Regions from separate parts of the Homo sapiens genome. Here region 2 is linked to region 1. Evidence: read pairs that join two places in POLR2A ChIA-PET (ENCODE). Cell type or tissue: K562. All regions are shown on one strand. Links, peaks and the distances in the headings refer to the core of each region. The heading gives the core; the rest is flanking DNA.

The links. ChIA-PET counts read pairs that join two places held together with the same protein. Peaks named below come from ENCODE experiments on the same cell type or tissue, not always from the same donor. Only the 100,000 strongest peaks of a DNase experiment are listed, where the experiment ranks them.
Region 2: POLR2A ChIA-PET joins it to region 1 with 6 read pairs; 5 of 35 experiments call an interaction of 5 or more read pairs at or near these places.

The regions. Positions count from the first base shown.
Region 1 is chr2:130,372,063-130,388,564 of GRCh38, reverse strand. It overlaps LOC105373618 (a long non-coding RNA gene), which reads right to left and starts at 3,826. Exons shown (of 2, transcript XR_923330.4): 1 at 1-3,826. PTPN18 (protein tyrosine phosphatase non-receptor type 18) reads right to left here. Exons shown (of 15, transcript NM_014369.4): 13 at 16,082-16,308; 14 at 15,618-15,692; 15 at 13,160-15,408. The coding sequence ends at 15,341. RefSeq lists enhancers at 2,892-2,991, 16,108-16,502 and a silencer at 15,632-16,381. In K562, for the core only: no CTCF peak of the experiment used is centred there; DNase peaks (open chromatin) are centred at 8,254, 9,576, 9,844 and 10,162.
Region 2 is chr2:130,318,455-130,330,426 of GRCh38, reverse strand. No RefSeq gene overlaps it. Among named protein-coding and RNA genes, the nearest start is that of TRE-TTC1-1, 13 kb to the left of the region's middle. In K562, for the core only: no CTCF peak of the experiment used is centred there; no DNase peak of the experiment used is centred there; H3K27me3 peaks cover 573 bases.

The DNA.
Region 1 (16,502 bases), core at 3,449-11,448:
GAAACAGTGTGTGCTAACCCAAAGAAAAGGTAAGTCATGTCCATGGATAACCTTGGATTTGAGATGATCCCTTTTGAATGCTGTGCTCCTGTTTCTCCATGTCCACCCACTCTCTGGAGAGCAGCCAGGCAGATAACGTGGGAACGTGGAAATGTAAAGTGGAGACTCATACCCCCACTTCCAGTAGTAACGATTTCTTAAGTTTTTCCAGCTAGAGAGTAGGTGTACTCTGGAAGCTGGGGAGCTGCAACCAGGCTTAGGGGCCATGGTTGTCACCCAGCACCTTTGCCATTTGCTTGTCAGAGTTCTCCCAGAGCTGGTGCTTTTATCCAGGAGGTTCATTCCTAAGAATATTTATCTTACCCACTGCTTAATTTTGGGTAAGAGACTCTGGAAAGAAACCATTTCTTGTACTTTGCTAAATCATCATCAGTAGTCAGTGGCCTCTAACACCAGGCTCTCCACCCAGTGTCCATTGCTGACAGCCCTGCCGAGCCGGAGGCCCAGCATCTGCTCAGTGTGGCTCCAGGCATTTGCAGTCTTGCTGACCTGGCAGGGGGCTCAGGGCAAAGCCGCAAACAGGCTGTGTCCAGGAAGCTCCTCTGTTGGCTTGAGCACCATCTAAACTGAGCTCATTCAGCAGAACAAAAGTGTCAAGCCAACATGTAGTTCCTTTAGTCTCTTGCATTCCCCAGACCCTGGCGTGTGCACTTCTGGGGGTGATGTAATAATTACAGAGTACTCTGATGAAAATATTTTTATTTTATTAATTGTACTGGTATTTGTGATGTGAAAAGTAAAAAGAAGGATCAGATGACATCCAAAGAAAAATGTTAAGAAAAACAGAAAAAAATCAGAGACAGCCACGACAAACATGACATAGTTGTGCCCTGTGACTGATGCTGGGGCACCCGGATAGGAAGGAGGGCTCCTTTCCAGTACATGGGGTAATGTCCAGTGAATACCTTCTCTCAGAGGACACGTGCACCTCTGCCCACTTGCTTCCATCCCTCTCCACCTCTGGGCACATTATCTCCTGATTAAGTTTATTGGTAAAAGGGTCTCCTGCAACTCCACCTGTTACACATCGCTGTTTCTATTTTTCCATATTCTTTTCCGGGAAGAGGCTATTTGCATGAGGAAATTTGCATATTTCTCTGTGGCTGTTATTCTCATGTAGCGAGTTTGCATTTGGCTTATTTCACTCAATATTGTATCGGAAGCATTTTCCATGGTGCATATCATCCCAAAATAATTCTCAACTGTAGGGGTTGGTTGTTTCCTGTTTTTTAAAAGTTTTTAAATTTTTTGTAGAGACGAGGTCTCACCGTGCTTCCCAGCCTAGTCTCAAACTGCTGGGCTCAAGCCATCCTCCTGCCTCAGCCTGCCAAATGCATAAGCCACCCCACCCAGCCTGTTTCCTTTGCTTTTTTTTTTTTTCTTTTTAAATGAATACCACTGGACACACAGCTCTTGCCTTCTGTTGAACTTTCAGTTGTTTTTGGAGAATAAATTATTGCAAGTGGGTCAAAGCGCATAAATGTTCACACTTCTTAAGTGCCCACCCCACTAAGCTTGAGGCCTCTTCACCCATAGAAACAATGGTGACCTTTGTTCTCAATATGCAAAGGACCTTATCAAAGAAACTTTTCAATCAATGAGATAAAAAAAAGTGGAAAAATGATGAAGGATATGAATGTTACTTCAGAAAAAAAGAATACACTTGGTCACAAGCATATGAGACATACTCAACCTCACTGATAATTAAAAACTTGCAAATTCAAGCAAAAAAATAAAAAAGTCTTATAAGCAAGGACTGAAAAGTTTGGTAATAGCCCCGATGGTAAGGTCTGGGGAACAGTCACTGTCATTGTGCTCTGCAGACATGTCAATGGACAAAGCTGTAGGGGAGGATAACTTGGCAACCACTGTCCTCAGTGCTGGGGACAGCAGCACTGTCCAGTAGCACTTCCTGCCACCGTGGAATGTTCTGGACCTGGATCCAGCATGGCTGCCACAAGCCATGTGTGCTTACTGAGCAATTGAAATGTGACTGGTGGAGGCTGGGCATGGTGGCTCATGCCTGTAATCCCAGCACTTTGGGAGGCCAAGGCAGGCAGATCACAAGGTCAGGAGATCGAGACCATCTTGGCTAACATGGTGAAACTCTGTCTCTACCAAAAATACAAAAAATTACCAGGTGTAGTGGCGGGCGCCGGTAGTCCCAGCTACTCGGGAGGCTGAGGTAGGAGAATGGTGTGAACCTGGGAGGCGGAGCTTGCAGTGAGCTGAGATGGCACCACTGTACTCCAGCGTTGGCGAGAGTGCGAGACTCCGTCTCAAAAAAAAAAAAAAAAAAATGTGACTGGTGCAATGGAGGGACTGGATTTTTAAAATTTTTATTTGCTTTTAATAAACGAATTGAAATAGCCACACATGGCTAGTGGCACCTGTATTAGATAAGTGACACCTGCATAAGGATGCTGGCTCTAGGAAGCCCAGCAGCCTGTGATGGGTCTGCTTTGAGAACAGGGCATAGCTGAGTGCCCTATGCTGGGCTGTGGCTAAGCCAGCTGAGTTAAGCACATCTCAGGGAACTTTGTGTGCAAAACAAGAAAGAGGAATTGAAAACAGAGAAATAGTGGGAAGAGGCAGAGGAGAAGAATGAGAATTGCCTGTTGCCGTTTTTGAAGTGTGGCCTCCAGGCCTTGCAGCTGTATATCTGAATGGCCATGAGCAGCACCCCGGGCCTGTGTGAAGTCTGGCTGAGTGGCCACCGAGAAGGGTCTTTGCTGCCTCAGGTCCCAGATGTGGCCATCAGTACTTGTCAGAACCAGAGCAGGGGACTGTGCCTTACAGTTGGTTAGCTGGATCAGCTAACCAACACTCTCTGGCTGTTCCTGGCTCTTACATGTGGAACCAAAAATGTTATTGTATAGTTTGGTAAAAACAAATCATTACCTCATACATGATGGCTTACAAATCTGGATGCAATGGATTTGCACAAAATGAAGCATAGCTTAGTTTCTTCATGATCTGGCCTAGTGTAAAACGAGGGGATGCTGTTTGTCATGTCAATGACGGGGTGGGAGAGAGAGTGGCCACTCTGCCAGTGGTTTCCTGCACCATCTGTGGTGTGCACTAGCATTTCCCAAAGGGAGCAATATATTGGACCCTTTTCAAGGCAAATAGTATTGACAATGCCTGATAATTCATCTAGGGACCCTAGTTAAGTGTTCTATAATTATTAAAGAGAGTTAGAATTGTAAGCCAATTTTAGTTGACATATACATATATACATATATACACATACATATATTTTAACCTTTAAAAAATTCTTCCTGGCTGAACGCGGTGGCTCACGCCTATAATCTCAGCACTTTGGGAGGCTGAGGGGGGTGGATCATGAGGTCAAGATATCGAGACCATCCTGGCCAACATGGTGAAACCCTATCTCTGCTACAAATACCAAAAAAAAAAAAAAAATAGCTGGGTGTGGTGGCAGGCGCCTGTAGTCCCAGTGACTTGGGAGGCTGAGGCAGGAGAATTGTTTGAACTTGGGAGGTCGAGGTTGCAGTGAGCCAAGATCATACCACTGCACTCCAGCCCGGGCAACAAGAGTGAGACGCTGTCTCAAAAAAAAAAAAAGTTCTTCCATTCTTTTCATTTATTTTGATCACATGTATTACTTCCAAATATAGTCATAAGAGAGACAGATGCTAGATATGTGGATAGGCATTTTCTACCCCAAGGGTATGTAATATTCCATATTTTCAGATATACCTCTATAATTTTTTTAATATTTAGCTTTTTTTTTTTTTTTGAGATGGAGTCTCACTCTGTTGCTCAGGCTGGAGCGCAGAGGCACGATCTCGGCTCACTGCAAGCTCTGCCTCCTGGGTTCACGCCATTTTCCTGCCTCAGCCTCCCAATTACCTGGGATTACAGGCACACGCCGCCCAGCTAATTTTTTGTATTTTTAGTAGAGATGGGGTTTCACCATGTTGGCCAGGATGGTCTCGATTTCCTGACCTTGTGATCTGCCCGCCTTGGCCTCCCAAAGTGTTGGGATTACAGGCATGAGCCACCGCACCCGGCCCTAAATGTTTAGCTTTTAAAAATTCCTTGTGAAATCTGTCCAGGTGCAGTGGCTCACGCCTATAATCCCAGCACTTTGGGAGGCCGAGGCGGGTGGATCATGAGGTCAGGAGTTCAAGACCAGCCTGGCTAATATGGTGAAACCGTGTCCTTACCAAAAATACAAAAATTAGCCGGGTGTGGTGGCGTGCACCTGTAGTCCCAGCTACTTGGGAGGCTGAGGCAGAAGAATTGCTTGAACCTGGGAGGCGGAGGTTGCAGTGAGCCAAGATTGTGCCATACTGTACTTCAGCCTGGGCTATAGAGCGAGACTCCATCTCAAAAAGAAAAAAAAAAAATCCTTGTGAAATGTATGTTTGTTAAGGTGAAAAACAGAGCTGCCAAATTATTTTTTTCCACCTTTGTAATCAGTTCTCTAAACACCAATCTATTCACTTTTCCCACCCATTCAAAACATCCCATAATTCCCAATATACATGGGCTTTTTTTCAGACCTAAATTTTGTTCCATTGCTCCATCTCTGCCATTTTAATTGCTATAGCTCTTTTTTCTTTCTTTTTTTTTTTTTTTTTTTATTTTTGAGATGGAGTCTCACTCTGTCGCCCAGGCTGGAGTGCAGTGGTGCAATCTCGGCTCACTGCAAACTCCACCTTCCGGATTCAAGCGATTCTCCTGCCTCAGCCTCCCGAGTAGCTGGGACTACAAGGCACCCGCCACCATGCCTAGCTAATTTTCTTTAGTTTTAGTAGAGAGGGGATTTCACCATTTTGGCCAGGCTCGTCTTGAACTCCTGACCTCGTGATCCACCCGCCTCGGCCTCCCAAAGTGCTGGGATTACAGGTGTGAGGCACTGCGCCCGGCCTTAATTGCTACAGCTCTTAAAATTTAAAGCTGTTCCTGGACATTTTCTCTCACAGATGAATAGTAGAATCCATTTGTCAAATTTCATTTTCAAATTATTTTGGTAACTTGATTAAATATGCAGTATTTTCTAAGCTGACAAAGAACACAATATAGTCTGAAGGTGGAGGTGAGTCAATGGGCTTTCCTCCCTCACTCCCCAAACAGCCCCCATTTCCACATGGCCTCCCTCTGACATGCAGCCCTGGTCACTGGCCAAGAGCAATCTGTCTGCCCATGCCAGAAGCCTTCCTCTCCCTCACTTTCTAGTTTTCTTTATGGCATTGGTCAGCAACAAATAATATGTCAACATTATTTATGCATATTTTAGATTTATTGTCCATCTCTTCTTGCTATAAGTGAAAACTTTGAGTTAAAAAGGGCAGAGCTTTCATTGATCTATTCACTGATCTATCTGCAAGGCATATCATAGACACTGAATATTCATAGAATGAATGAGTGAATTTGGAGTGATGGCATTTGAGATGTGAAATTTGCCATCTTATTTGAACACCAACCTTGGTTTTAGGGCTAACTCCCCTCCAGGGGTAAGATCCCTGGGAAGGTGCTCTCTGTTGAGGAAGAGCAACTTCCCCATGGAGAAAGGCCTTTGTTTGGTCAACACCACATCATTTCATTTAATTTGATCTTCTCAACAATTCTGGAAGGAAGACAATGCAGATTCACCTGCAGGTGGGAATGTAAATTGGTACAACCTTTTGGAAAAAGAGTTTGGTTTAATGTGTCTTAACCATGTTCTCCCCTACCCCTCAGTCAGAGACCACCAGAGCACACTGTAGGCTAATAAACTGGGCTTGTTCCTCATTGCAGCAAGGAAGAACGCATACCCTGGGGAGCCTTGTGTGTCCCACTCAGTAAGGTTGTTAGAAAGAAACGATGATAGGATTAGGGCTTGGGTGACCTGCAAGGGGGTTTGAGGAACCCGGGCTCTGCTTGGATGGATGCTGTCAGGAAGTGGGGCTAGCTCTAGGGTTGGGGGTCTTTCTTTACAAGCAGGAGGAAGGAAGCCAGGCAAGAGCTGCCCAGCAAGGCAGCCGCCATGCTCAAGCAGCCAGCACAGGGCATCGTGGCTTCTGTGGCGGGGATGGTGCATTTGTGCTCAGATGTGAGTCCAGAGGGGCTTGGTCCTGTCTCGATCCCTCATGGTCGGGGTGGACTTGCCTGACATGTTATGTTCCATGACATAGTTTACATTCAGCAGAATACCAGGGCCCAGCTCCTGCATGTCAGGGGCTGCTGTTCTCTTTCTCACTGCCTTTTAACCCAAGGAGTCCACTTTTGGGCATCAATCATAAGCAAATAGATACACACGCAAATGAAAAATGTAAGGCCGGGTACAGTGACTCACGCCTGTAATCCCAGCTACTCGGGAGGCTGAGGCAGGAGAATCGCTTGAACCTGGGAGGCGAAGGTTGCAGTGAGCCGAGATTACGCCACTGCACTCCAGCCTGGCGACAGACTCAACAAAAAAAAAAAAAAAGAAAGAAAGAAAAAATGTATGTACATCTCACCATTATTATTAACAGAGAAAATGCCCTCCATATATAGGTGCAGTAAAGAAGTTTTACAAAGCAAATACGTGCCACAGGCCATGCTGGGCAGGGCAGAGTGCAGACAAGGCTGAGGATGGCATGACCACGAGTGGCCACCATAAGCTGGTGTGTGATGCAGCCCTACAAAGATGGCTCACTGGCCCAGAGACACTCAAGGACAGTGCTAAATAGAGAAGTGAGACATACGACTATAAATATAGTGTACTATCAGTCATGTAAGGGAAAATCTTTATTCATTCAACAAATACTTCCTGAGGACTGACTCCCTAGGGGACAGACCTGCCCCTTGTCCGTCTTTTCACTGTGATGATGGTATAGGGAGATGACATAGAATGTCCTAGAGGGAGACTGGCTAAGTTCCTGGACCTGGCTTCATGAGGCATAACTACCAGCTGCTGAGGTCCAGAAATTGGATGTTTTCCCCATATACTCCAAATTGATGACGCTTCTGAGGACCAAACAATGACAACCAAGTTCGTGTTTTGGTGACTGCCAAGAGGGTATGGGCACAGTTGTAAATCCACTCTGTTGACTGCCAGCTGGGGATGACTTCTCCAGTGAGAGGACAGCTCAGTCGTGCTCAGGAACTTTCTGGTAGCAGAAAGACCTAATATTCGGCCTTGGCAGGGGTCAGGCTGGCCCCAGAATTAAAGCCAGGTGAGAAGGAGCATCTTGGACGAGAGTCACCAGGTCCCAGAGGGTGAGAGCAAATCCTGGGCAGGCTCCTGATCTAAAGGATGGATTTTAGGGGAGTCCCCAAACAGTCCATGTCCTTTCAGGTGACATGTTTTACATTTCATATCTACTGTGTAAAACAAATTATTCCCAATCTTAGAAGCTTGAACAACAATACTTCTTATCTCACAGCTTCCCTGAGTCAGGAATCTGGGTGTGGCTATTCGGGGTCCTCCAGAACAGGGTGTCCCATGGCATCTCAGGCACAGTACAACCCCACGTCTGGGTCTACTCATCTCCTGCAACGTATACTTTACATTCTGCTCTTTTTTTTTCCAGCAAGGCCTTTCCATGTCCACATCTAAGCACACACAGCAAGTTTCTCCGCTTGCTTTTTAAGTCTGAGTATTCTGGGTAATCCAGTAACTCCTGGCCCTCAACTTCCCAACTCCTGACTGGGAGACCAATCTGATCCACCTGTGCTGGTCGCAGGCCGGTGCCTGAGCCATGGCCTGTCCAGCAGGTCAGGTGAGCGGCTGCACATGCCCCCAGTACCCTGCACAGCATCCCCTCCTTCCTCGCCTCCCACTTGCACCCTGCTCTCTGAGTGTGCCTAGCCCTTGGCACGTCCTTTAATGCCAACAATTCCTTCCAGACCAGAGACACAGGCAGGGGCTGAATGCATGCCACCCCCTCGCAGGTCCATGGGGTTGAAAACTGGCCTTGCCCCCAGCCTGCCCTGTCCCAACACCCTGGCTCCTCCTTCCACACATTCCGAGTGTCACCCCTGTGGGTGTGAATGTGGGAATGAAACCAGGTGGAGACAAAGCCACTGAAGCAAATTCTGTCCCTTAAACCTGTGGAACCAAAGCAAGACTGGCAACTCTGACTCTCCTGTGCCTGCTCTGCCCTCCCAGTGACTCTAGCTCCCTAAGCTGGAACCCAGATACAGCTTCAAAGGGCATCCAGAGGCCACACAGGATGTGGGCTTATCTCTTGCTCTCATGCGGGGGAACAGCTTCCCAGTGTGAATAAGACATTTGATCAGCCAGTCCTGCTCAGAGCCCTAGATCCACCCTGCTCTTGCTAACCTGAAGAACAGACACTAGGCTGGACATGGTGGCATGTGCCTGCAGTCCCATCAACCTGGGAGGCTGAGATGCGAGGACTGCTTGAGCTCAGGTGGCCGAGGCTGCAGTGAGCCATGATCCAGCCACTGCACTCCAGCCTGGGTGACAGAATGAGACGCTGTCCCTAAAAAAAAGAACAGACACTGCAAGAAGCACTCTATCTTGTTATAAATTTCACCTGCCAAGAACTCCCTGCTTTGACCTGCTTGCCTGCAGGTCATTGGCCCTGAGCAGGTAGTCAATGTTCTTTTACCACTTTGTAGTCGCACCTCCATTTCTGTTGCCCTTATCCTTCTTCACATCCACTGGTAACTGTCTCCTGACTGAGTTCCTCACCACCACTACCTGCATCCTCTCCCCTTTCCCTCATCTAGGAAACATGGTGCTTTCTAGTTCTAACATATCATGATTTTCTGTCTCTCACCTACCCAAAACACCATGTCCTCAATTCCACATTAAAGCTAGAACTAGCTATTCATCTTAGAACCACAGAACTCAGCTATCTAGAAGAAAACAGTGTTGTGCGTCTCTCTTCAAAACTACATATATCAAGAAGCTTCAGATTTGGGGAAAACATAAAAATAGCTGATGTTGGAAAGAGTAGGGGTGGGGCATTGGGGAGGAGAAAGAAGGAGCCAAAAATTGGTAGGAGATGGCCATGAAGCATATTCTGTCTTCCAGCAAATGGTGAAGCCATTCTAGAAATACACTAATTACTCCACTCAGTCCTGGGGAGTCTAAATTTCTTTGTAATACATCTCCAACTAGAGGCATTTATCAGACATAAAATCCCCTAGACATCTAACTTGCCTTTCCAGGAAAAAAAAAAAGACAAATATAATTTAACAATAAACTTGTGTAGGAAGACAGACACTAATGGTGAGAGCTGCACATAGTTGGTGTTAATGGTAAATTTCTTGAAGTCTGATTATTCTAGTGTAATCAAAATCCTCCTCAATTCAAATAGCTCTTAGGCTCTCTTGACCCATCACTAGACTGCCTGAAAAGCAGGAAAGTTCAGTCACTTAGAGAACACATCTTAGGCACACTATTCTGTTGCTGGCACATGGGACACATGAGCTGATGAATTGAGTGTGCCTATGGGGTCAGGTTTGTCTAAGCAAAATCAAACGAACAAAGGCCTCTGAATGAGTAGTTGCCAGCGGCCTATGCAGCGACTACTTCCTCCCCACTCACTCAGCAACTTGGGCCACATTTCTGTATTGCAGGGTTGGAATGGACTTTGTTCAGCCTCAGTGAGGAAGGGACCAAACACATTTGTCCCAGGTTCAAGGAGATCATGAGATTCTCCCATTTTCCAAATGTCAACACTGGGGATGGTGTGTATACAGTAGGCACATTTCTGGGGAAGTCGGCTATCTCACCAAAATATTGCAAGTAATTGTTGATATTCTGGATGCTGACTGCTTAGAGGCATCTGCTGTACATATGACAATGCAAATTTGAAACATTGGCTGGCAGTGGCAGAGCTACTGATCCCAAACCCTGGTGGGGCTCTTTGACTGGTTTGAAGGTCAGGGTGGAGAAAGTTCAACTTTAGAGCTCTTTCCCACCAAGCTTTTCTTTTCTTATTAAATTCAAAAAATGTTTATTGATCAACAACTCAGTGCTAAACCTATGGGAGAACCCAAAGACTTAAAAACCTGGGGTCCTGCTCGCCAAGACATGTTAAATGAGATAATATAAAAATTCCCATTTCTGGTACCTGAAAAAGGCTTGGGGCTGGAGAGGTGACATCGTTCAGCTTGCTGACCTCATCAATCATCTGTCCCCAGACAGGCAGACAGATCTGTTGGAGAAGTCATCCTCAAAAGTAAGGCTGCAGAGCCAGGGTCTGTTTGAGAGCAATGGAATCCAATGGAAATCACTTCTCAAGTACACTTTATGTTTGGACATTTCTCAGCTCTTAAAGCTTCTGACATTGATTGGATGCTGGTATGGCTTTATAAACACTTGTCTTTTTCATACACTCTTAAGGATTCATGTCTCCTCGACCATTTTGTATATTCTAAAATAACTATGCCATAAAATAAATGAAACAATTCCCACTTACTGCATAGTTTATTCAGATATTGACCTTATGTTTGGGCTGAACTTAGCTATAATTGAACAAAGAGTGATAAGCCATCGTTGCTTAGTGATATTTTCTATCACCTTCGCTGAGGCTGCAGTTGGCATTCTGCAGGCTCTTTCCAACAAGACCATTTCTCTGGTACACAACTGAGCAATTACACTGACTGAGCTGAAATCCACAAGCATTTGCGGAGCACTGCTCTGTGCAGGGGAAGCTCCAAACACCTAGGTGGCAAAGAGGAGCAAGACCCATCCCTGACCCATAGAACCTGCCTGTAGCCCCCGGATCCTGCCGGCCCAGGGCAGGGGTGTGATGAAGTGGACACCAAGTGCTCTGAGGAGCAGTGTGAGGGAAGAGAAATTCTGGAGAGGGAGAAGGCCCCACATCCCCAGGGCAGGTGAGATGTGAGCTGGGTCTCCCGGGATGAAGGAGACTGGGCCGAAGGAGAGGGTAGGGAGGAGCACTCCAGTAAGGCAGTGAAGTTTGGTGGAGCACTGACCGGGTGGGAGGCAGGAGAGGAGGTGGGAGTAGGGCCTGGAGGGTAAGGTTACCAGGGGCTGAGAAGCCATTAGACTCTCAGCAGCAGCCCTGAGCTCTTGAGCCTGCCCTTTGTTTTTTATCAAGCCCCCCCCCCCACCATGTTAGTATCAGGGAAGCTCAGGGGATCCCTATTGCAAGTGGCAATTCCTCACCCTCCCCTTCTGCTTCATGAGGTCAGATATCAGCTGCCCAATATCCAGCAGCAACTTTTAATACCATGTTTTGTTTCTGAAGGTAGCAAGGACATGTAAGCTTGGGAGTATGTGAAAAAAGCACTGAATCGAGAGTTAGGAAACAGAAACAAAGTTTTCATCAATTATGTAAAGCAGCTCTCTGCCCCTGAGATTGGAAACCAACCTAACCACAAATGGGGCCTAGTTTTCTCTCAGGACGTCACGGTCTAAGACAAACAAATGCCATACAAAGGAGAGAAGTCAAGGCAGGGGATGTTGAAAGCAGAAAAGGAGAAGTAACTAACTCCTGTGAAAAGGAGGCATCATCAGATCCGATCCTACTTGGAAACTGACAGCTGAGCCTTCACTGTTCCTACTGGGTCAGAAACAAAGCAACACGAGTATGGTGCCTGCAACGGTCCCATTGACCCCCACATCCCATGGGGGTTTGTGAGAGCCCAGACAGATGCTGTGCACCCAGTGGGCTGCACTGCAGAAGAGGAGCCCTGAGCTCAGGGCATATCCAGAAGGAAACATCACCTGCTGCAGTGTCCTATTGCAAACACAGCTCTGAGATGCCCAGTTCAGGAGCGGCCAGGCCTTGCATTCCTGGATACCCAGTGTGTGAGTTTCCTGTGGCTGCCATAACAAATGACTATAAACCGTGTGGCTCAAAACATGTTTATTCTCTTACAGTTCTGAGGTCCCAAAGCCTGAAACTGACGGGTCAGCAGGGTGGTTCCCTCTACTGTCTGTGAGGGAGAATCGGCCAGGCCTCTCTCCTGGCCCCTGGTGGTTTGCTGGCAATCTTTGGCATTCCTTGGTTTGCAGACACTTCATCCCCATCTCTGCCTCCATCTCAATGACCTTCTTCTCTTTGTCTCTGCGTCTCTCTCTCTTTTCTCTTATAAAGACATCATTGGGTTTAGGGCCCATCCTAAATACAGGATGATTTCATCTCCAGGTGTTTTAATTACATTTGCAAAGACCCTTTTTCCAAATAAGGTCGCATTCACAGGTTCTAGAAGTTAGGACTTGGACCTATCTTTTTGGGGGCCACCATTCAACCCACTACCTCCAGGAAAGACCTGTAGGAGAGCAAGAGACGGGTGGAGGATTGCCTCTCCCATTGCTGAGCTTTCTTAACAAGAGAACGGTTTTTATGTCAGCCTGAAGTAGTGATCTACATGAGCAAAGACATGGGTCTGGAAAGAGGAAAAGAATATTTGAGACAAGGTGTCATACTTTACTAGAAGTGAGGAAACCCGGAGTAAATGGTGTGAGATAAATCAGCCTGCACACTTCCTAAGTGTCAGCACTGTTCTCGGAGCTGGGACAGTAGCTGTAAACCAAACAAAAACTCCTGCCCTCACGCAGCTTACATTCTGATCAGGAGAGACAGGAAACAATATTAAGAGGTAAATGTTCAAATATATTAGAGGCAGAATCTAGGAGAAAAGTATCCAAGGCAGAGAGAATAACCAGGGCAAATGCCTGAGTGGAAACTGTGCTTGCCATGCTGGGCCAGGAGTGAGGCTACTGGGTGTGAAGTCAGAAACCAAGAAGGCGCAGAGACTGGACCCTCCTCGCATGCTGACAAGGTGGCCTGCACAGCTCCACATCACATGCACATGTGTATAAAACACCAGACCAAGGCCGGGAGCAGTGACTCACGCCAGTAATCCCAGCACTTCGTGAGGCAGGGGCAGGTAGATCACGAGGTCAGGAGTTCGAGACCAGCCTTGCCAACGTGGTGAAACCCCATCTCTACTAAAAATACAAATATTAGCTGGGCATAGTGGTACACGCGTTTAATCCCAGCTACTTGAGAGGCTGAGGCAGAAGAATTGCTTGAACCTGGGAGGCGGAGACAGAGGTTGTAGTGAGCCAAGATTGCGACATTGTACTCCAGCCTGGGCGACAGAGCAAGACTCCATCTTTGGGGAAGAAAAAAAGGAAAAACAGACCTCTGAATCGGAGAAATGGACAGTTTATTACTCACAGTGAACACAGCAGCCAGAACAGTATCTTTAGTCACTTTCCCATGCCCCTATTCCCAAGAAGAGGGCATGTGGATCGTACCAGCTGGGCAGGCAGTGGGTCTGCATCCCAGGAGAGGGACCCGAAACTGGGAGACTTGGAGATTTTATCAGGGCTGTGGAGGACCTGCCTTTCTTCTCCTCCAGAGATAGATGACTCATTATCCAGCAACACAGAGGTCAGCACCGACCTCACCAGCAGCAGGCTCACAGGAGTGGCAGGGGCATTGGGAGAGTGGGAGGCAGCACAGGGTCAGCTCTTTCACGAAAACAGAGAAACGGGGCAGCTCTAGAGTGGGAGTAGGGGCACAGAGAACAGGAAGGAAAGGCGGCCGGCGAAGGTATGATATCACACCAGCTCCCACTGTGGGCACCCAAACCCAAGCCTCCTGGGAAAGTCTGGGAACTGTTAAAAATCCACACCTCAGCATCACCCTGCCAAGGGGTGGGGTGGGGTATGTACACATCCCCATCATTCCTTGATTGAAGGCTGCAGGAGAGTGGAGTTCATGCCAAGGCACTTGAGATCGACCATGGATGCAGCCAGGCAGAGGCAGAGGAAGGCCAGCCCTATCCCAGAGAAGGGCAGGACAGGGGTGGACATGGGGCCCAGGGCACTGTGGCAGTGCATACAGGGACCTGGGCAGGCACAGTGTCAGTCAGAGGTCCAGAGACCTGAAAGTGAGAGGGGCGGGACCCTTGAGGTTCAGGGAAAGAGCATCTTATACTTTTTCCATTTTGCAGTGACTTGGAGATTTGTCCACACCAGTGCACAGAGACGTGTCCTCCTTTTATTTCTTTTAACAGCCGCTTAATGTTTTATCCTAGCAGGAACCCTACCATGGGCCATTTAAAGTGTTTCAAATCTTAGGGGGCTGAGCCTGGTGGCTCACACCTGTAATCTCAGCACTTTGGGAGGCTGAGGCAGGAGGATTGCTTGAGGTTGGGAGTTCAAGACCAGTCTGGGCAACATGGCAAAAACTCATTTCTTAAAAAAAAAAAAAATTAGACCTGTAGTCCCAGCTACTCGGCAGGCTGTGTGAATAGTAAGGGGTCAGTCTGGTTGGGAGTCTGTCTGGCGGGGGTCTGGCTGGGGTCTGCCTAGATAGGTCCTGATTTGCTGGGGGTCCATCTGTCTGAATAGCTGGAGATGTGTACTCATTTGGGGGACTTGTCTGTCAATCTGGAGGATCATGTCTGACTAGCTGGGGTCCATCCATCAAGACATCAAGATGAGAGTCTGGCCGGCTGGCTGGGATGTCAGGATTCCATGTGGCTGATGTCTGCCTGTCTGGCAGTCCATCTGGTTGGTTAGGAGTCTGTCTGGCCAGAAGGTCTGTCAGCCAGCCAGCCCACCTGAGGGTGGGGGTGGGGTCTGAGAACTCTGTGTATCTGTTCAGCAGGGGATCTGTTTATATCTGTCTAGTAATCTAACTTAGGGGGTCCACCTGGCTGTCCAGCTAGCAGAGATGTCTGTCTTTTGGGGGCTCTGTTTGGTGGTCTCTCTGGCTGCACTGGTCTATCAAGCTGTTGGCTGGTCTCTCTCTCTCTGGCTGGGGATCCCTTTGTCCACCTGTGGACTGTATCTCTGAAGCTTTGGCTGTCTGTCCAGGTTGGTGGTCCATCTGTCTGTCTGCCTATCTGGAGGTCTTTTTATCGGTCTGCCTGGGGTTAATCTGCTTGGCTGTGGTTATGCCTGGCTTAGTTCTGCCTGGATGGCGAAGTGTCCATCCACTTCTCTGTGTGGTCCCCTGAGTGTCCAAGTGAGGGAGGCTCAGGTGCTGAGGATGGACTAGTGCTGTGTGGTGAGGAGAGCAGTCTCCGGAAGCTCATCTGTCCCTTCTCCCCTTCATAACTCAGGGGTCATGCCCCTTCCTGATCTTCTTTCTTGAATCTGCTCTGTGCAGCCTCACCAGCCACTATACCCTAGCTACCTCCTCCAGCCTCAAGCCTTGAATGCTACAGTCATTGGGGCAAAGCCCCCACATTTCCCACCCTGAGAAACTTTAACTTTGATCCAGGCCCACTGTTTCCATTCTGCGCACGGCGCTCAGCAGCACCGGGGCATCAGCAGTCCGAGCTCACAAGAGGCAACAGGCAGGAACTGGCGTTAGACTTACACCCGGGTCCACTCAGCAGGCGGGTCCCGGGGACCCTTCGGCCTCCCAATGCGCAGGTTGAAACCTGGGAGAAGAAGGGTGCCGTGGGTCTCATGGAGAAGCTGAGGTGTGTGGAAGCTGGCAGACATGAAGAAGGCCATCCCCCCGCCTCCAGGTCCTCCTGGTTCACTGCAGCCACATCCACAGGACTAAGCTCCATGCCCCATCAACCCCAGACTCCTGGGTTCACTCAAAGCAGCAAAGTCCCAGCAACCCAGGCTCTACCTGACTTACCTAGCCCACCGGTCTGAGCTCCACCCGCCACGTCCTCGTAGGCGCCAGATCCGGCAGGACTTTGGTCAGCAGGAACTGAGGGCAGCAGACCCCCCACGGGTCAGCTCCGGAAGCCCCAGGGAGTCCCAAGACCCCACCCCTAGCGGGGACGCTTCCCCGGAGGCCCGAAGGGGAGAGCCGAGGGCGCCGGGCGGGAGAAGGCACACACCCCGGACGTGGCCTCCAGCCTTTGGGCGCGGCCAAGACAAGTATTGCCAGGAACCCTGCCCCTGGACCGCGACTGCGACCGCCAGGGGGCGCTTCCGGGGCGTGGCCAGGGACGCCTGGACATCAGCGTCGGGGCGTGGCCAGGCTAGCGGCTGGGGTCCCCGCGGCCGCCAGGGCCTGACGGACCACTGCAGGATGGTTCCGCCCTGCGGATCACAGCAGGATGATGCCCTGAGAAGGAGCAAGCCTCGACTCACCGCGGCCAGGCAGCGTCCCCCTCGCGTCCTCCGCGTGCGCCCCGGGTCGCTGGGCGCGCGGCGTCACCTTGCTGTAGAGCGGCGCCTCCTCCGCGCTGCGCGCCCCCGTCCCCGTCCCCGTCCCCGTCTGCGTCCCACTCCCGGCGCCCGCTGGAGCCCCGCGCTTCTGCACCACCGCGTAGGTGTCAGCCATGGCGTGGCCCGGGGACCCGGGCACAGAGATGCTCCTGCAGGCAGGGAGGGCCGGGAGGAAGTGAAACGGCGGCGCTGGGCAGGGCGGGAGTGGGGAGGCTGCTCAGCGCGCAAACCACGGGCTTCCTTCCCGCCGAGGCGGTGCGCTAGATGGGAGGGAGGGCTCCTTGGGTTGGAGGCCTCGCTTCTGTGTCCCTAGCGCCCTGCAAGTTAGGGGGATGAAGGAGGA
Region 2 (11,972 bases), core at 3,973-11,972, 59 kb after region 1:
CATGTTGCCCAGGCTGGTCTCCTACTCCTGAGGGTCAAGCGATCCACCTGCCTCAGTCTCCCAAAGTACTGGGATTACAAGCATGAGCCACCGCACCCAGCCCACATTTTCTGCTTTTTATGTATCTGCTTTTCTATTTCAGGACTCATATGAATGAGCAAAACATATCTTGAACACTCATGCAAAAGAGTGTAAGAATCTAGCAGAGGCTTTATTGGCCTCTGAGACTTTGGATGCCAAAGAGATTCAAGTTGTTCTTGAGGGGAAGAAAGAAACTGGAAGTGAGATAACTCTCTTCTTGATAGGGATGTATTACTAGTTTCATTGAAGAATGGAAGCATTAGTCTCTCTTTGGCAATGCTTTCCCATCCATTCTTGAGTTAGTATAATTCAAGGGTGTGAGATACTTTGTCAGTCTATTGTCATGATGACACCTATTGCAAATTAGCAACCTTGCAGCATGCATATTTAAAAAAAGAACAATCAGGATTTAGAACAGCTTATTTGAGAAATGTCAGTCATAAAGTTGAAAGAAATGATTTTATGGTTGGTGACTCTACTAGATGCGAATAAAAATTGTGCCCTTAGCTCTTGGGAAGCATTTTTAATTTGCAAGCTAAAATTGTTGAAGGATATCCATTATCTCTTGATATTACCATTTATCTTTTATAATAAAATATTATTTGGTTGTTGGTAAATCATAATTTTATGTACATCAATGGAAACTTAAGATGCAGTAATTGTGCTTCAAATTAACTGCATATAAAATGTTTAAATCTAAGAGTAGAGAGTTGTAATTCAGTTACAATCAGAATTTAAATGGTTATAACATTTTAAAATGGACAATAAAAAAGGCAGACCATAAGAAGTACCGTAAAAGATGTGGAGAAACTATAACCCTCATACACTGCTTGTTAGAATAAAAAATTCTACAGTCACTTTGAAAACCACATCCATTTAGTTATAAGCATATTTCTTAATTTTAATGTGTCATGTTTTAATAAAATATGTCGGAATAAAGACTTTGGATTGAAAAAATAATACTGAGTAGTGGACATGATTTGGAGAGTTGGTACCTTTGAAACAAATATTTTATTTCTATGCAAATACCTTTCTGTCCCCACTCTGTTACACATGAATCCTTATTTTAGTCAGGAATATAATCTTTCCTTCCCTTTCACAATAGAAACTTAATTAAATTATATATAAAAGCGATGTTTTCTGAACTACTTCCATCTTCCATCACCATGACAATATAACGGGTGGCTAATCTGTTATGAATGTGAGAACGCATTTCATTAAAAAAATTACTAAGTTGCCAAACAGGGAGGGTGGGAGGACACTTATTTCTTAAATAAATCCTACTTCAGAGAGCTTGCTGTGAATGTTCTGCTTCTGGAAGCAGGTATTTGACTCATCCAGGAAATCAAGGCTGAGAGAAGGGCTGGTGGCTGGTGAGCTGCTTTGTCTGAGAAAGGGAGAATTGTTACTGTGTTGAGACTTGTCTGCACTCTCCGAATTTGTTTTGGCAAAGAATGCTTGAGTGTTTACAGAGGCCCAGATGTTGGTCACGGGCAAAAGACAGTGAGCCATTATGGGGAGGGAGGATCCATTTTAAATCCCATGTGAAAGGGCCTATTAAAGGTGTGAAGAGGCCTCAGAAGAGTATAATTCAAAGTGGATCTCTGGATGCCTTAGGAGCTGTGAGAAAACAAAGGCCAGGATGGAGTGCGTTCATTCAGGTTAAAGCAATTGGAGGTGAGGACACCCGTGGGCAGAGAAATACTCCTGAGAGAGTTGGTTTTAAAATAAATGCTGTGTCTGGAATTGGTGGGTTCTTGGTCTTGCTGACTTCAAGAATGAAGCCACGGGCCCTCGCGGCGAGTGTTACAGTTTTTAAAGATGGTGTGTCTGGAGTTTGTTCCTTCAGATGTTCATATGTGTCCAGAGTTTCTTCCTGCTGGTGGGTTCATGGTCTTGCTGACTTCAGGACTGAAACTGCAGACCTTCCCGGTGAGTGCTACAGCTCTTAAAGGCGGCGCCTCTGGAGTTGTTCTTTCTTCCAGTGGGTTCGTGGTCTCGCGGGCCTGGCCTCAGAGTGAAGCTGCATACCTTAGCAGTGACTGTTACAGCTCATAAAGGCAGCACGGACCCAAAGAGCGAGCAGCAGCAAGATTTAGCACAAAGAGCAAAAGAACAAACCTTCCACAGCAAGGAAGGAAACCCAAACGTGTTGCCCCCACTGGCTCGGGTGGCACAGACACAGAGTGCTGATTGGTGCGTTTACAAACCTTTAGCTAGACAGAAAGGCTCTCCAAGTCCCCACCCAACCAGAAGCCCAGCAGGCTTCACCTCTCAATGGCACTGGCTGCGGGACTTTGCGGCACCTAGCCGGGGCACTCTTGCAGCCCAGAGGGAGCCCGTCCTCCAATCAAGCCCAGCAGGCGCCCGACGGCGGCGCGGAGTGCAGGGCAGCAGAGGCGCGCCCAACCCGGAACCGCGCCAGCCCTCCAGCGCCCTGCGCAGCCCGGGCTCCCGCCCGCGCCTGTCCCTCCACACCTCCCCGCCAGCAGAGGGAGCGGGCTCCGGCCAGACCCCGAGAGGGGCCCCCACAGCGCAGCGGTGGGCTGAAGGGCTTCTCCAGCGTGGCCAGAAGGGACGCCGAGGCCAAGGAGGCGCCGAGAGCAAGCAAGGGCTGCTAGCACATTGTCACCTTTCAATGCCATATAAAGATTGCTGGAAATTATCTTACAACTGTTATCAGTCAGATAAGAACTCAACCACCCTTTGCAAATTTGACTCTTGCAGGATCAGAAACCATAATTTGGTAGCTGAGGGAGGGTGGATGGAATTAGGGAAGAAGAACTGTGCCTGCCTCCTTCCCTTACTGCATGTGGCCAGACTGCGACAGGCCCCAGCTGATTAACTCTGACTTTGGGGCTTTCTTTTTTCCCCGAGACATTGTCTCGCTCTGTTGCCCAGGCTGGAGTGCAGCGGCGCGATCTCTGTTCACTGCAAGCTCCGCCTCCCGGGTTCACGCCATTCTCCTGCCTCAGCCTCCCCAGCAGCTGGGACTACAGACGCCCGCCACCGGGCCCGGCTAAGTTTTTGTATTTTTAGTAGAGACGGGGTCTCACGGTATTAGCCAGGATGGTCTCGATCTCCTGACCTCGTGATCCTGCCTTGACCTCCCAAAGTGCTGGGATTACAGGCATGAGCCACCATGCCCGGCCGACTTTGGCGCATTTTTATCATTACGTGGGGAGGGACAGTCTGTTTCAGTGCTTTGTCAATTAAAGCAGCACTGGGTTTTTTATATTCCTTGAGAATCATGTTTTCAGCCTGGGCGGAAGAACATGTACATATTTAATTGATAAGGGACAGTGGGAGATGATGTTGCCTTCTGATTCCCCTTGCATTCTGCTGAAAGCTTTCCTATCTGATTATGTTAAAACTCAGGAATGACCTTGTGAGAGCCTCATTCTTTGTCCTTCCTCTCATGTTGGTTAACTCAGGTTATAGCCTTGTTTTTGTTTAGTGTCTCTCTGTATTTCTCTCCTCGGTATGCTGTTGTACCTTAGTGCAAGGGAAAGACTATCCCTCTAGCTTTTTTCTGTTTAGGATGTATTTCCAGCTGCTTTCTCTGTTTCTTCACAATGTTTGATTTGTACTTTTGTAATAAACTGTTCTATAATTTATTGTGTCTATTTCTGCCTTCCCCACTTGCGGAGTTCCAGGAAGCTTCTTTTGAACACCTTTGCATCTCTAAAGCTAAATGGAGTGCTTTATAGGTAGGTACCTAATACATTTTAATAGGTATTCAATAGATGAAATTTCCTCATTCTCTCAGCATCAGGCAGAGCATTAGAATAGAGGGATCAGACTCTCTGAGGAGGGTTAAAAAATGCTGCAGAGAATAGGAGTATTAAGTGCCTTTTTCATCTCTGAAAATATCCTGGAGAGTATTGTAGTAAAAAGACTGGTGGGCCAGGCGTGGTGGCTCACACCTGTAACCCCAGCACTTTGGGAGGCTGAGGCGGACGGATCACTTGAGGTCAGGGGTTCAAGACCAGCCTGGCCAACATGGTGAAGCCCCATCTCCACTAAAAATATACAAAAATTAGCCAGGCAGGGTGGTGTACCCCTGTAATCCCAGCTACTCGGGAGGCTGAGAAAGGAGAATCGCTTGAACCTGGGAGGAGGAGGTTGCAGTGAGCTGTGTTCGTGCCATCGCATTCTGCACTCCAGCCTGGGGGACAGAGTGAGACTCCATCTCAAAAAGACTGGTGGAATGCCTTCCTGTAGGGGAAAGTCTGACTTCTTTTTAAGAAAAAGAAAAAAAATATAAGGCAAGATTGTGACCCAGGATAAGAGTATCTGTCACACAGAAGGATCTGTCAAATGAGTGAAAATTTAAGATCTCTAGCATGTGAAATTCTAAGGTCTTCTGGATTGGTTTCATAGAAGAAGCACTTTATCCTTGCTCAACCAGTTAGTGTCATTTAGGTTCAAAATCATATATATTGCATACATTTATTACTAATGAAAGTCTCTTAGAATTCAACCTTATGGGACACAGAGTTACACGAGTCTTTTGTATATGTATTTCTTTTCTCTTTTTTTTTTTTTTTTTTTGAGATGGAGTCTTGCTCTCTCACCCAGGCTGGAGTGCAATGGTGCAATCTTGGCTCACTGCAACCTCTGCTTCCCAGGTTCAAGTGATTCTCCTGCCTCAGCCTCCTGAGTAGCTGGGATTTTTGGTGTGCACCACCACACCCGGCTAATTTTGTATTTTTAGTAAGGATGGGGGTTTCACCATGTTGGCCAAGCTGGTCTTGAACTCCTGACCTCATGATCCGCCCACCTCAGCCTCCCAAAGTGCTGGGATTACAGGTGTGAGCCACCACGCCTGGCCCTGTATATATATTTCTTAATGCTGAAAGCCTTCAGACTTAACTGTAAGACTAGAAGAGGATGTTGATGGACTTATAGTGAGTGAAGCAGAAGCAGCAGCAGTTAAATCAAACTCATCTTAAAGACCTCTAGTTAGTAATCTCATCCATGTCAATTTTTTTTTACACCAAATTTGCACAGTTAAAACCCACAGGTTCCATAAATTATGTGATAGAGACCATGTAATTAAAGTGGATGATCATGTTTTTTTGCTTTCCTTTAGGAAGAAAGTAGTATTTCTGGGTTTTGTTTACTGAACACCTAAATGGAATTTTTAAGGTGAATTGATATACCATTAGCAATCAGATGCAGACTTTTTTGGAGTTAAAAATAATGAAATGGAGTATTTCATGTTATAAAGAAATGAAAAAACCTTTAATATTTTCCAGATCTTATGTTCTCTCTCTCTATATATGTGTCCAATATATACATATATATATTCCAGATATTATATTTCTCTCCTTAGATATATATTGTCCAGTGAATCTACCAAATGAGCAAATTAAAAGGAGATGGTTTTATGTTTCAGTAGATGGGTGTCTACTGAGTAGGGTCTATATTTAAATAAAAATGGTTATAATGCAAAAAAGCATGGATTATATGGATTCTGAGGGAGATGTATGTATAGTGAGAACGTCTCTGTGGTTGCCCTTTATTACTGAAGAATTATATATAAGTGAACAATTTTACTTAAATGTGCTTATCTTTTATGCTTCCTCATCTTTTCTGCTCTGCAGAAATGATTTTAGACTCTAACCTCATATATTTTGCTACTGTTGTCCTGGAGCATGTTGACAACCTGTTGTTCTTAAACCAGAGATGCTTGTTACTTCTGTGTAACTCTCTTAGAAATCATAAACCAGTTGATGAAAGAGGCAGAAGTGGGATAAAATGGTAGAAGAAGGGAGACAAATTAGAGAGGAAATGTGAGAAACTGGCTGTTAAACAGAATTCCCAAGAAGAAAAAAAGGAATCTTTGTATTATTTTGAAAAAAAACTCCCACAGTTATCAAAAACCACCATCAACCTTAGCCAAAAATATGAAGTGACTGAATGCTTATATGAAATTTGTGAACTTTAAAGTAGTTTTTATCAATTCTGTGAAGAAAGTCATTGGTAGCTTGATGGGGATGGTATTGAATCTATAAATTACCTTGGGCAGTATGTCCATTTTCACCATATTGATTCTTCCTACCCAGAGCATGGAATGTTCTTCCATTTGTTTGTATCCTCTTTTATTTCAATGAACAGTGGTTTGTGAATATCCAAATAAACACAGTAAGAAATGACAAAGGGGACATTACCACCAACCCCAAGGAAATACAGAAATCCATCAGAGACTATTGTGAACACCTCTTTGCACACAAAGTAGAAAACCTAGAACAAATGGGTAAATTCCTGGAAATATACAACTCCCCAAGAGAGAACCAGGAAGAAACTCAAACCCTAAACATGCTAATAATGAATTCTTAAATGGGATCAATAATAAAAAGCCTACCAAAAGCCCAGGACCAGATTGATTCACAATTGAATTCTACCAAACATATAAGGAAGAGCTGGTACCATTCCTACTGAAACTATTCCAAAAATTGAGGAGAAGGGGCTCCTCCCTAACTCACTCTATGAGACCAGTGCCATCTTGATGCCCAAACCTGGCAGAGACACAATAAAAAAGAAAAGTTCAGGCCAATATCCTTGATAAACATAGATGCAAACATCCTCAACAAAATACTAGCCAACTGAATCCAGCAACGCATCAGAAAGCTCATTCACCATGATAAAGTAGGCTTTATCCCTGGGATACAAGTTTGGTTCAATATATGCAAATCAATAAATGTAATTCATCCATCTAAACAGAACAAAAAATAAAAACCACATGATCATCTCAATAGAGGTAGAAAAGGATTTTGATAAAATTCAGCATCCCTTCATGTTAAAAACCGCCAACAAACTGGCATTAAAGGAACATAACTCAAAATCATAACAGCAATCTATGACAAACCCACAGTCAACATCATACTGAACAGGCAAAAGCTGGAAGCATTCCCCTTGAGAACTGGAGCAAGACAAGGATGCCCATTCTCACCACTCCTATTCAATATACTACCGGAAGTCCTAGCCAGAGCAATCAGGCAAGAGAAAGGAACAAAAGGTATCCTAAAATAAGAAGAGATGAAGTCAAATTTATCTCTGTTTGCAGATGATATGATTTTATACCTAGAAAACTCCATAGTATCTCCCCAAAAGCTCCTAGGTATGATAAACAACTTCAGCAGGGTTTTTGGATATAAAATCAATTTACAAAAATAATAAGCATTTCTATACACCAATAGTGTTCAAGCTGAGTGCCAAATCTAGAACACAATCACATTCATAATAGCCACACACACAGAACATAAAATACCTAGGAATACAGCTAAGCAGGGCCCGCAGCACCTGGGATGTGGAAGCCTCAGAGGAGTCAAGGCCTGGGTCTCTCTATGAGCAGCAAAATGAAAACAACACTTTAGCTGGTTTCCAGTGCACCCATAATCTCCCTATAGTGCACTTTAGAGACAATTTTAAAGTGATTTAACTCACAGAATTGTCTATATAATATTTTTAAGGTATACACTTTTAAACATGTTATTCACATTATAGAAAAGTGTATAATGAGAGAAATAGTTCCCATAATGTATCAACTTCTGGGCTAAAAATTCTTTAGATAAAATCCAATATCCATTTTCTATCCACGTACCCCTATGTAAATATATACTTTACTGAGGAACCTTAGAAGGAAAGTGGGAAGATGGTTCATGTTCTTGAATAGAAAGAATTTTCTCAAGATGTGAGCTCTTTCTGTATTTATCAATTTTGCCTAAACCAAATAAAAACACCAAAGTTTTAACGTTTAAAAATTACACTTGCTGTCTTTTACTGTTATGATGACATTAAAATTTTTTTGTAATGCAACGAAAAATGACTTGCCTTCCTCGATATCAAAATGTGCCATTAATTTCTATAAGTCATTTACTAACAGCTGAAAGACATAAATGAATGGAACAGACTAGAAAATCCAGAAACACCCATATATATGAAATAATTTAGAACTTGATAATGGTGACATTTCATATTAGTAGAAAAAGATGAATTATTCATAAATGGAATGCCTGCTGTTTGGAGAAAACTAGCTGATTTTTATGTCACAAAAATAGGTTCCTGGTGGAATATAGATTAAAAATTTTAAATATACAAAATGAGAAAACTACCAGAAGAAAACACAAATGCCTATTTATACAGATACTTTTTTTTTTTTTTTTGAGAAAGAGAGTCTCGCCCTGTCACCCAGGCTAGAGTGCAGTGGCGCGATCTTGGCTCACTGTAACCTCCGCCTCCCAGGTTCAAGCAATCCTCTTGCCTCAGCCTCCCAAGTAGCTAGGATTACAGGCATGCACCACCATGCCCAGCTAATTTTTGTATTTTTAGTAGAAACGGGGTTTCACCATGTTGGTCAGGCTGATCTCGAACTCCTGATCCACCCGCCTCAGCCTCCCAAAGTGCTGGGATTACAGGCATGAGCCACCGCGCCTGGCATACAGATACATTTTCACGTTGACAAAGACCTTCCTAAGGACTTCACGAGCAAACATTTTGAAGGTTGGTTTAGCAAAATAAAAATTAAAACACCCCATATATAAGAAAAAAAATCAACAAAACACAACATACTTGCAAAGTATTTACAACATACATGTATATACACATATCAGATGAGCAATGTATTTTCACGTTCAGCAATGAGGCTCCGTCTCAAAAAAACCAAACCAAACAAAACAGAACAAAAATAAACATAAATGCCATGAAAACCAAAAAGACTGAGAAACTATCTCAGATTAAGAGACTAAAGAAACAGGATAACTGGACACAAAACATCATGGACTGTGAATCCCCATCTTTGATTTTCTTTGGCTACAAAGGATATTAGGGAGACAGCTGGCACAATCTGAATAAGGTCTGTAGATTAGATATTAATATTAGACAAACTTGAATTTCCTCATTTGTGAATCATACCATAATAATGTAAGATAATTATTTTTAGGAAGCACACACTGAAATATTTACAGAGGCATCAGGTTCAAAACTTACAAAATGTTCACAAAAAATTCATTATATATATATATTTGTATTTATCTAGAAAGAGAAAAGGAGGAGAATGAATAAAGCAAATGTGGTAAAGTGTTAATATCTGAGGAATTACATCCAAGAATTTTTTGTACAATTCTTATAATTTTTTTCTCTAAATCTGAAATTGTAAAAATAAAGCATTTCTAAAAAGAAAAGCTGATTTAAAAAATATTAACAAATTATAACCCACTGAATGAAATAAGCCATGAATCCATGTTGATACCAGTAAATGAGTAAATTGAAAGTCTAATGAGGAACAGATGTATTTCCATAGTCTCAAATTTCCTCCTCACAAAATACAAATTAATTACAAGGTGAAAAAATAACATGACAGAGGAGAAACCCAGCATATGCCACCATTGGTGATCAAGGCTAACATCACCAATAACAAAACAAATCAAAATTGTAGGTCCCATGGTAAGATGCAATGAGATCACAGGATACTCATCAAAAAATGTATGGTCCAAGTCTAATACTAAAAGAAACATCAGAGAAACCCAACTGAGGAAATTTCTACATTACTGGACTTTGCTTTTCAAAAGAGTAAAGGTCATGAAGGTCAAGGAAAGACTGAGGAGCTGTTCCAGACTGAAGGAGTCTAAGAGACATGACAACTAAATGCAATCCATGAATTTGAATGAGATCCTTTTGCTGTAAAGGACATTACAGACAAGTAATAAAACTTAAAAAGAATCTGAGGGTTACATAACAGAATGTATTACCTAACAATGTATTCATATTAACTTTCTGATTATGAAAGTTGCATTGTAGTTAGAATGTTCTGACCCGTAGCAACACTCACCAAAGTAATCTGGGGTGATTTACTCTCAAATGTTTCTGGGGGAAAATGTTCTTTGTGTAAAACTTAGAACTTTTCTCTAATTTTAAGACTGTTTCCAGAAAGTTAATCAAAAACATCTTCGTTCATGTAACGCAATTCCCTACTATGTGCTGTACATTGAGCTGGACATGGGGTCCGTGATGCCCAAGCAAGCTGCTGTCCTCCAGATGTTCATGTTCTGGTGACCTCAGGAAACTATTAAAATATAAGGAGGTGTGCAACTGGCATTCCCAAACTCTACTTGTGGGAATGCTAACTGGCACAACCTTTTGGAAGGCAATTTATCATGCAGCAAGAGTCCACAACTGCACATGTCCTTTGATCCAATCATTTGACTCATCAGCTCCAGAGAAATAACTAGAAATGCAAAAAGAGACTGATGGCTAAACGTGTTGATTGAAGTGCTATTTATAATAATGAAAATTTGAAGTATCCCCAATTATGGAGGATTGGTACTAGTAAGATTTACTTTCTACCGGGATTATGTGTTACTTTTGTAATCAGAAAAATAAATATTATAGTCATGCGGCATATAATGATGTTTTGGTCAATGACAGACTGCATATACAACAGTGGTCCCATATGATTATAATGTCATATTTTTACTGTAGCTTTTCTGTGTTTAGATGCACAAATACTTGCTATATGGTCTGTAGCTGAGGGACAATATGCTGTACCACGTGATCTGGGTGTGCAGTAGGCTACACCGTCTAGGTTTGTCTACATACACCCTATGATCTTCTCACAACAATGAAATCACCTAATGATTCATTTCTGAGAATGTATCCCAGACTGTACTGAGGAGCACCATGGGATACAGGCCATAGTTCTGTGCATGATGTGGCTGGAGTCCTGAGGAAGGAGAGGGCTAAGGACTGAATTGTGTCCCGCTCCCCACCCCCAATATTAGATGCTGAAGTTCTAATGCCCAACCTGACTGTATTTGCAGACAAGGCCTATAAGGAGATGGTAAAGGTTAAGTGAGGTCATAAGGGTGGGCCCTGATCCAATAGGATTTGTGTCCTTGTAAGAGATCAGAGAGCTTGGGTGCTACCTGCCCACGCCCTGCCCTGTGGGAGTACATGCCCAGCTGGGTGTCCACATGGGTAGAGGGGCTGGTACCTGTTACCCGCCCATCCCCTCCAGGCTGGGACAAGAGCCCTGTGGGCCTGGGTCCTGGAAAAGGGCCCCCCACCCACATGCTTTCTGGGTGGGTCCCGTCCTGCGGAGTGCTGTGGGAGCTCCACGTGCCCCTGCTGATCTGCCCATCTGAGCCTCGGGGATCCTGGGCACTGAGAACTGGGCGGGGGGTGGGCACTGACATTGGGGACAGAAAGGGGCTGCTAAAGGGGGCACTGTCTGGGCAAGGCCCTGTCTGGGGGGTCGCCCCAGCAGGTACATCCAGCAGTGGGAGGAGCTTTGGATGGGGTGAGTGCCCTGTCCTGAGGGGTATTGTGAGCTGAAGCGGGGGACCTGGAGGTGCAGGGAGAGGAAGTGGAGTGAGTGATGCAGTGGTCCCAAAGTATGTCTCAAGGCCTCAAGACTCTGGTGAAGGGACAGAGAAGCCAGCACTGGTGAGGGAGCAGGGAGAGGGAGCTGGATGGCCCGGCTCTGGGCTAGACACACGGTCCAGCTGGGCTGCGCTGTGGAGCCCCAGTCCCTACCAGGGCTTGTCCTGTTCTCTGAGGCACAGGGACTCCTTGTCCTTGGCTCTGACCCTGTGTCTTCCACAGTTGGGATGTTGAGTCCATGGGCAGAGTGGGGCACAAGGGGACTGAGATGCCAACCCAGACGGATGGCAACTAGAGGCTGCACCTGGCACACACGTCCCATGCAGAAAGCTAACACGCCCTTTGCCAGGCATGGTGGCTCACGCCTGTAATCCCAGCACTTTGGGAGGCCGAGGCAGGCGGATCACAAGTTCAGGAGACAGAGACCATCCTGGCTAACATGGTGAAACCCCGTCTCTACTAAAAAACACAAAAAATTAGCTGGGTGTGGTGGCGGGAGCCTGTAG